Linked DNA regions of Homo sapiens: region 1 is linked to region 2. The links are chromatin contacts, found by Hi-C or POLR2A ChIA-PET in ENCODE. All regions are on one chromosome and are shown on one strand. Each heading gives the region's core, a stretch centred on a gene start or an enhancer-like site at or near the end of the contact. The rest is flanking DNA. Distances are from core to core; before and after follow the strand shown.

Region 1 (3,867 bases), core at 1,194-3,693, 400 kb before region 2:
GCTGGGTTACGTTTTCAGTGACTTTACCAGAACTACAGACAGAGCTGTACATGTTCCCACGGTCACCTCTTTATCCAAACCATGGAAAACTGCCCTTTTTTTTTTTCCTTTCCATAACTGGCACAAGCTGTGTTTGGGTCAGGAACCCAACATCAACTACAAAGACTGACCTCCACCCAGGGAACTTGAGAAGAAGCTAGATAACACTGTTGGGAAATTATTCCCTCATGTGAATTGGCATTTGAATATGTGCTAGTATTATGCACATTTTTAAAATATCACTGAACTAAATGTAATGGAAAATAATACACTGGCCTTAGTAAGTCAAGGAACTTGGCCTGACGGGCATATCAATAAGGCAACCCAATGTCAACTAATTCACTCACTCATCACACTCTCAGTAAGTGCTAGATTCTATCCAGGAGCCCAGCATAAGAAAAGATGTTAGACAGTTAACAGTTGGAGTAGCAGACTTAAACAACTGTATATAATGTGTTAAAGTGAGAATCTAGTAGATAATGCAGAGGGAGAGGCCCCTGAGCCTATCTAGGTAATCAAAGAAAGCTGGTTACTGCAGATTGCGCAGGATTGAGAGAAATATGAAGGTTGCCTCAATGCATTTACCCTACAGTGTGAGAATAAAATACTGTCACAGAGGCTGACAACACTGGGGCAGCTTCCCATGATTGATACTGCACTATATACAATTCTAGATTGCAATGAAATCAAAACCATGAGACACTAAGAGGGTTTTAGCTTCCCTTTATTTCCTGATAATTTCAATGAGGGATTTTACAGACTTTTTAATTCTTCTGCTCAAATATGGAGGTCATAGGCCCCAGAGCTGGTTTGGAATTAGCTCACTCAGCAATACAGGTGGACAACAAAAGAATGTGCCCTTCACCTGTAGATCTTCCTTTAAAAATAAATAGAGATGGGGTCTCACTATGTTACCCAGGCTAGTCTCAAACTCCTGGCCTCAAGCAATCCTCCCACCTCGACCTCCCAAAGCACTGGGATTACAGGCATGAGCCACTGCCCACCTGCAGACCTTCTAACACAACTAGATGACTCTTGGGTGTGGAGGTTGGTGGGTGGGGGGGGGACATCCTGACTTACTTGTTACACATAGGCAAGAAATTTAGAGTGCACAGTGATATCCAATCACAGATTAGTTATACCTTATTTGGGACACTGCTGGACACATCTTTCTACATCTATCTATATCTCTTTTCTATCTACTGATTGATTATTAAGCTAGCAAGAAAAATTCTGGAAGGACTTTGACAAAGAACCTTTAGATACAACATCACCCTTCTTGCTCACTGCAGAAAAGCAAGCAATTTTTTTGTAAGGGGCACATAGCCCTTCACATATCTTGCTTAGACATAATAGTCACAGCCTAAATGGCTTCAGGAAGATCTTTCTGAAAGGGGCACACACATTGATAACTCAATGCAAGTCAAAATGTGATGAGAAGCATAAAAGAAAACAGAACAGGCCAGGCGCGGTGGCTCAAGCCTGTAATCCCAGCACTTTGGGAGGCCGAGGCAGGCAGATCACAAGGTCAGGAGATTGAGACCATCCTGGCTAACACGGTGAAACCCCATCTCTACTAAAAATACAAAAAATTAGCCAGGCATAGTGGCAGGCGCCTGTAGTCCCAGCTACTTGGGACGCTGAGGCAGGAGAATGGCATGAACCCGGGAGGCAGAGCTTGCAGTGAGCCAAGATCGCGCCGCTGCACTCCAGCCTGGGTGACAGAGCGAAACGCCATCTCAAAAAAAAAAAAAAGAGAGAGAGAAACAGATCAAATACTCTCTGGTGCAGGGATTAGAGAGCTCATAGCCAGTGGAGATAATCGGGGAAGAGGCAGTTTCTGAGATGGACCTTAACCAGGATTTCAACAGGCAGAGACAGTCGAATGTGTTGTTTCGGGAGGTTGATATAGGTGACCTTCATTTTTCAAGGGGAAGCAAGAAAGAGGTTTGTGCCTGTGCTTGGGCTGGGATGACCAAGGCTGGACAGGGGGTGACATTCAGGACCCAACTGAGAGACACCCAAGAAGGTGAAAAATGGGGAAATAGTAATGTTTTCTGATATGATAGCTGGAGAACTTCATAGGGATGAAGAAGAGTGTTATGGATGGAGGCCTCAGTGGCTGCTGCATAAAGTGAGTCCCGGAGCACTGCTTGGGCATCTCAGCAGGAAGTCCTATGACCCTTATCAATCTGCACCCCTTATGTGAAGACGATGTGCCTTAGGAACTCTGCTGTCCCTGGCTGAACACAGATTCCTTTAACTTCACATGTGACTCATGTTTACAAAGGCATCGCTGGACAGTCCGTTTGGACTGTGATGCAATGACTGTGTGTACCATGGAAAAAATGAGAAAGACATCCTAGCAGGACGCCAGGGCGCAGTTGAGGAAATCCTGTGGTGTGTCATCCGTGCAACACTAGAAGCACCAGATCACTGGGCAGGCTGAATAGCATCCCCCGTTCTTAAAATGTCACCAGGAATTCGGAGCACAGTGTTCTCCTGGGCCCAGGACAGGTTTCCAGTTTCTCGGCAATGAAATGGTAAGCCAAGCAAGAATAGGTTTTCAGATAACTGTCTTTTCATGGATGTGACTTCCAGCAGAGGGCTGACCAGTTGGAATTCTCCATCTCACTTCTCTGGCCATTCTGTTACCACCTGTATCAGGGAGGCATCATTCCTGATCCCTGGGTCACCAAAACCATTTTTCCTTTTCTTTTATCCTTATCCAAAAGCTCTCTTCTGTTCCATCCCTCAGCCACATGAATTTCCAGTAGTAGTGAGAGTTCTTGACCTCCAGCTGTTTCCTTCAAGCAAGGTATGGATTGTTGTGCCCTGGTCGTAGAGCCTTGGCTTGTTAAGAAACCTGGGCTTTGCACTTGGTCAGCAAAATTTGGAGGCAGCCAAGATGGAAAACAAAACAATTCTGAAAAAATATTAGGCATGCTTCATTACTTTTTTCCAAATGAGAATGTTTTTATTTAAAATAGGTTATACATCACATGGTAGAAAATTCAGACTGGGCACTGTGGCTCATGCCTATAATCCCAGCACTTTGGGAAGCCAAGACGGGAGGAATGCCTGAGCTCAGGAGTTTGACACCAGCCTGGGCAAAAAGGCAAAACCCCATCTCTACCAAAAATACAAAAATCAGCCAAGTCTTGTGGCATGCACCTGTAGTCCCAGCTACTTGGAAGGCTGGGGTGGGAGGATTGCTTAAGCCTGGGAGGTTGAAGCCACAGTGAGCTGAGAATGTACCTCTGCACTCCTGCCTGGGTGACAGAGATAGACCCTGTCGCAAAAAAAAAAAAAGAAAGAAAGAAAGAAAAGAAAGAGAGAGAGAGGAAGGAAGGAAGGAAAGGAGGGAGGAAGGGAGGAAAGGAGGGAGGGAGGAAGGAAGGAAAGAAGGAAGGAAGGAAAGAAGGTAGGTAGGAAAGAAGGAAGGAAGGGGAGAGAAATGAAAGAAAGAAAAATAAAGGAAGAAAATTCAGAAGGTACAAAAAGGTTTATGTAAACTTCCATCCCTCCTCTGCCCCACTCATACAGTTCCTCTTCGGGAGGGGATGACCTTTCCAGTTTCAGTTTTGTGTGTATCCTGCATACTTTGATGTGTTTATTTTAAGGTCCACTGCTCTTAGCAAACATCACCACTACTATCCCTATTACTGCTGCCTTTCCAGTCACATGGTTAGCTTGCTTCTGGTCCCAGGAGAGCATGGTGGATGACATCAGAGACCCAAGGTCAAGAGCAGAGAGCCTGAGAGCTGAGGGTCCGTATATGTGGTTGGGGCATGCCCTTTCTTCATCTCTTCTTCCCCTCTCCTTCTA
Region 2 (4,079 bases), core at 1,518-4,017:
AATTCACACTTGAATAGGTTTGCTCAGAGGCTAAACATATATAAAGTTGACTTGTTAACCTCATGTTTCCGTGTTAGTGAAGATTTAAGAATTAAAAAACTCCTAAGAGGTCCTAGACTAGAAATTGTGTGTGAAACATGCATGTACAAATCCTTATTTTTGTTATTTTAAAGGATATTTAGTGATTCAAAATGTTGACCCAAGTAAAATATGCTTGTTACATTTGAAAAAACATAAGCAGAACAGAAGTTTGTATGGTAAAAGTGAATTATCCCTTTCCTTCCCCCGCCCTGCCCCTGGCCCCGCTGAGATGGAGCCTTGCTCTGTCACTCAGGCTGGAGTGCAGTGGCTCGATCTTGGCTCACTGCAACCTCTGCCTCCCGGGTTCAAGCAATTCTCCTGCCTCAGCCTCCCGAGTGGCTGGGACTACAGGCATCTGCCACCATGCCCAGCTAATTTTTGTATTTTTAGTAGAGACGGGGTTTCACCATGTTGGCTAGGCTAGTCTTGAACTCCTGACCTCATGATCTGCCCATCTTGGTCTCCCAAAGTGCTGGGATTACAGGCATGAGCCACCGCGCCCGGCCGAATTATCCCTTTTCTCTACCACTATTCCCACTATTCAGATGTTACTATTAACTGCTTGATGTAAAGGCTCCTAAATTCATTTCTTTGTCCATGTGAACATATAAAGTAGAAGGTTTTTGTTTTTTGTTTTTTAAAACAAAGATGAGATAACATACATATAGCTCTGTACCTTGCTCTTTTCATTTATCATTGTACTGTGGCCATCTTTCCTTATTAGCACTTAGAGATATACGTCTTTCTTTTTTTTTTTTTTGAGATGGAGTTTTGCTCTTGCTGCCCAGGCTGGAGTGCAATGGTGCAATCTCGGCTCACTGTAACCTCCACCTCCTGGGTTCAAGCGATTCTCCTGCCTCAGCCTCCCAAGTAGCTGGGATTACAGGCACATGCTACCATACCTGGTTAATTTTTGTATTTTTAGTAGAGAAGGGGTTTCACCACATTGGCCAGGCTGGTCTCGAACTCCTGACTTCATGTGATCTGCCCGCCTCAGCCTCCCAAAGTGCAAGGATTACAGGTGTGAGCCACTGCCCTGGCCACTTTTTTCTTTTTAATACTGCTACAGTATAAATCTTTTTTCTCCCCCTCCCCCACCATGCCTTTTAGAAAATGTTTTCAACAGATTTTCTTAGCTCTGAATTTGTATTAGAATACTTTGATAAACATTTTTAACCATTGGTAATTGTATAATCATAATGGGCTTAATATAAACTCTAAAGTGTTTTTATAAATGGCCTTACCTCTTGAACTAATATTACTTCTGCGAATCTTTTCTGAGGAAACACTTCAAAATACTGGAAAAAATCCAGAAGCCAAAAGAATTTCCTAAAGGTTAAAAATACTTCTTTTTCTGTTTATAAAGATACTACATAACCTTAGTAGAAAATTGAGCACCTGTAATAAAACATAAAGAAGCAGATTACTCCTTGAAATCTGCCATCTAGAGATAATATTTTAAAACATTTTTTGTTGAGTATATTTTCACCATTATAAATTTACACACGAATAAATTGACACTGTAGCACTGTATATTGATGTTCATCATACTGTTGAAAGTCTGACTAATTACTCAATTTTTGGAGATAGCATTATTTAAACAGTTCACTATAAAATGATATTTAAGTTCTCAATTTTTTATATTGTAAATGGCAAGTGAATATTTTTATATGTGTCTGCACAGTGTGCTTCTGTAAAACACTCCTAAAAGTAGAATTGGGGAGTATATTTTAAAATGGTTATTTTAAACTGGAATGAGGTAATCTGTGAGTTTCAGGTTGATAGATGAAAATACATGCTTCTTGTTAGACAATAAATTTCTCTTAAAAAATCTGAAGTATGCAGTCTCTTATTTTTTCTCTCCTTGCAAATGATACTAATTCCTTATGCATACAGATAAGAAACAAAAACTTCTTGGAGGTACTGTATAAATTGTGACCTCCAGTTCAGCTTCTTACTAAGGGTAGTACTTACTTTGTCATCTCTGTTCAACGTTTGCTCAAACACTTTTAGTAATGATTATTCCATTTGTAGATAGCTATAGTTTATTGGAAAAACCTGTCCTTTTACTGAGCTGTGTTATTTCCTAATTCCCACGTATTTCTGCTCTCAGAACCACAGAAAATCAAGTCTTATGCCTCTCCCAGATGACATTTTAAAAATTATTTGAAGATAGCTACAAAATCTTGATATTTCCTTCTCTTTTCTGAGCAAAACTTTTTTTTTCTTTTTCCCCTAGCTACATTTATATTATCATGTTGTGATTTCTATTTCCTTTCCCAGGCTGAATTTTGTTGTGTGGTTTGGTAGCGCAAAATTAATTGAAACAATCACTTTCCCTGATACGAGTATTGTACTTTTAGAAATAAGTGCTTCTACTAGTCATAGGCTGACTCATACTGAACTGAAAAGTGGTTCAGATGTTCTCTTTCCATTCCATACTTGTACAGTTGAGTTTTGAATCTCGAAGCAGAACTTTGCATTTCTTTTCATATAGTTTAATCTTGTTTGGATTAGCCCATTGTTCTGGCTTCAGGATATCTTTTTGAATCATGATAGATTATCTCAATATTTATTGACAACTCAGTTTTGTATAACTGATTTGTGTAAAATCAGTTTTTTCTGTTATTGTGCCTCTAGTCTTTCATCTAAGTGACTGACGTAATGTTTAATAGGGTGGGGCTAACTGACGTACCTCTGAAGACTATCCATTTACTGTGGATTTTTTTTTAATTTCAACAAGTTGTAGTTGTCTAAATTGACTGTTTTTATTTTCCCTTGTGAAAATCTGAGCAGCTTTTGCTTATCTTTAGTATTCTAGCACCATGCTTCTTTCTCCTTAAGATTAGAAAAGTGCACTCTGGAGCCAGATTCCTGGGTTCTAATCCTGCCTCTGTCATTTATTGGCTGTGGCCTTGGGCAAGTCACTTCTCTGAAATCTGGGTTTCTTTCATGTGTAAAATGAGGATCATAATAATATTATTTTGTGGGGTTATGAGGATCAAATGAGTTAGTATACATAAAGCATTAGAATAGGGCCTGGCACATAGGAGTGTTATATAAGTGTACTATTATTGTACTCAGATTTTTTTCTATGCTCTGCAATCAGATCTCAAATTCTTTGAATTCCCAGGGTTAATTGGTCTGGTCCAGCAAGACTGGACTTTTTGAAGCAGCTGTAGTCTCACTTCCCATGTCCTCATATTTTTGAGCTTCAAAGCTCTTTAATATTTCATCTGATAGAGTTACTTGAAGAAATATTTTAATGTCCTTTTTATTATAAAAGAATTAGTGCTTATTAAAGGCAGTCTGGAAAATACAGAAAAAAGTGAAAGGAAAAACAAAATTTTACCACCCAAATACAGCCACTAACTTCTTAGTACATTTTCTTTTCCTCCCACCATATAGTAGATGTAATCACAGCACAAGTATTTTTTGTATTTTACTTCTAACTTAATATGATATTGTGAGTTTTTAAACTATATAGTCTTTGTTTTTAAGAAGTGATTTTAATGGTTGCATAACATTTTATTGAGTGAATCGTAATCATTTCCCAGTTGTTGACCTTTTAGGTAATCACTTTTTTCACTGTTCTGAATCATACTCTGATGAGCTTCTTTATATTTAAAACTTTTTCAAAATTTATCATTATTTAGTAAGGATAAAGTCTGAAAGTTGAATTCTGAGGTTAGAAGCTATAAACATTTTTAAGATGCGAAGATTATTTGTATTGATAGATTTGACCAAAATAACGTAGGAGATAGTTTTTTTCTGTCTTTTTTAGTAATCCCATCAGTTCTTTTTTCTTCATGCTCTGAATTATATAGCTCGAAGTTTCTTTTTGTCTTAATTTGCTTTTTTTTTTGGCAAGGTTCATGTCATACTTGACTTTTAGCTTCTTGGTCTTATGTTAATTAAGGTCTTTGTGCTCAGATGTGTTCTGGATTATGTATTCCCTCTGTGTTTTATAAATGTTCTATTAAAATATGAGTTTCTGT

What was found. Hi-C counts contacts between places; a loop is a spot of excess contacts on that map. ChIA-PET counts read pairs that join two places held with the same protein, here RNA polymerase II (POLR2A).
Region 1: a loop to region 2 is called in a map of gastrocnemius medialis, with 5 times the contacts of the local background. The contact joins two enhancer-like sites. A Hi-C loop is called at or near these places in 1 of 168 maps with a recorded cell type or tissue (gastrocnemius medialis). POLR2A ChIA-PET finds 5 or more read pairs at or near these places in 2 of 52 experiments (OCI-LY7 and activated T-cell).

The regions. Positions count from the first base shown.
Region 1 is chr9:109,506,092-109,509,958 of GRCh38, reverse strand. It overlaps a transcript of PTPN3 not described here. Among named protein-coding and RNA genes, the nearest start is that of MIR3927, 3.5 kb to the left of the region's middle. Within about 2 kb of position 2,443, at least 3 of the 41 ENCODE cell types and tissues checked have a DNase peak (open chromatin) inside an H3K27ac peak, as active enhancers do.
Region 2 is chr9:109,109,304-109,113,382 of GRCh38, reverse strand. The region is part of intron 1 of TMEM245 (transmembrane protein 245); the gene reads left to right. Among named protein-coding and RNA genes, the nearest start is that of TMEM245, 8.6 kb to the left of the region's middle. Within about 2 kb of position 2,767, at least 7 of the 41 ENCODE cell types and tissues checked have a DNase peak (open chromatin) inside an H3K27ac peak, as active enhancers do.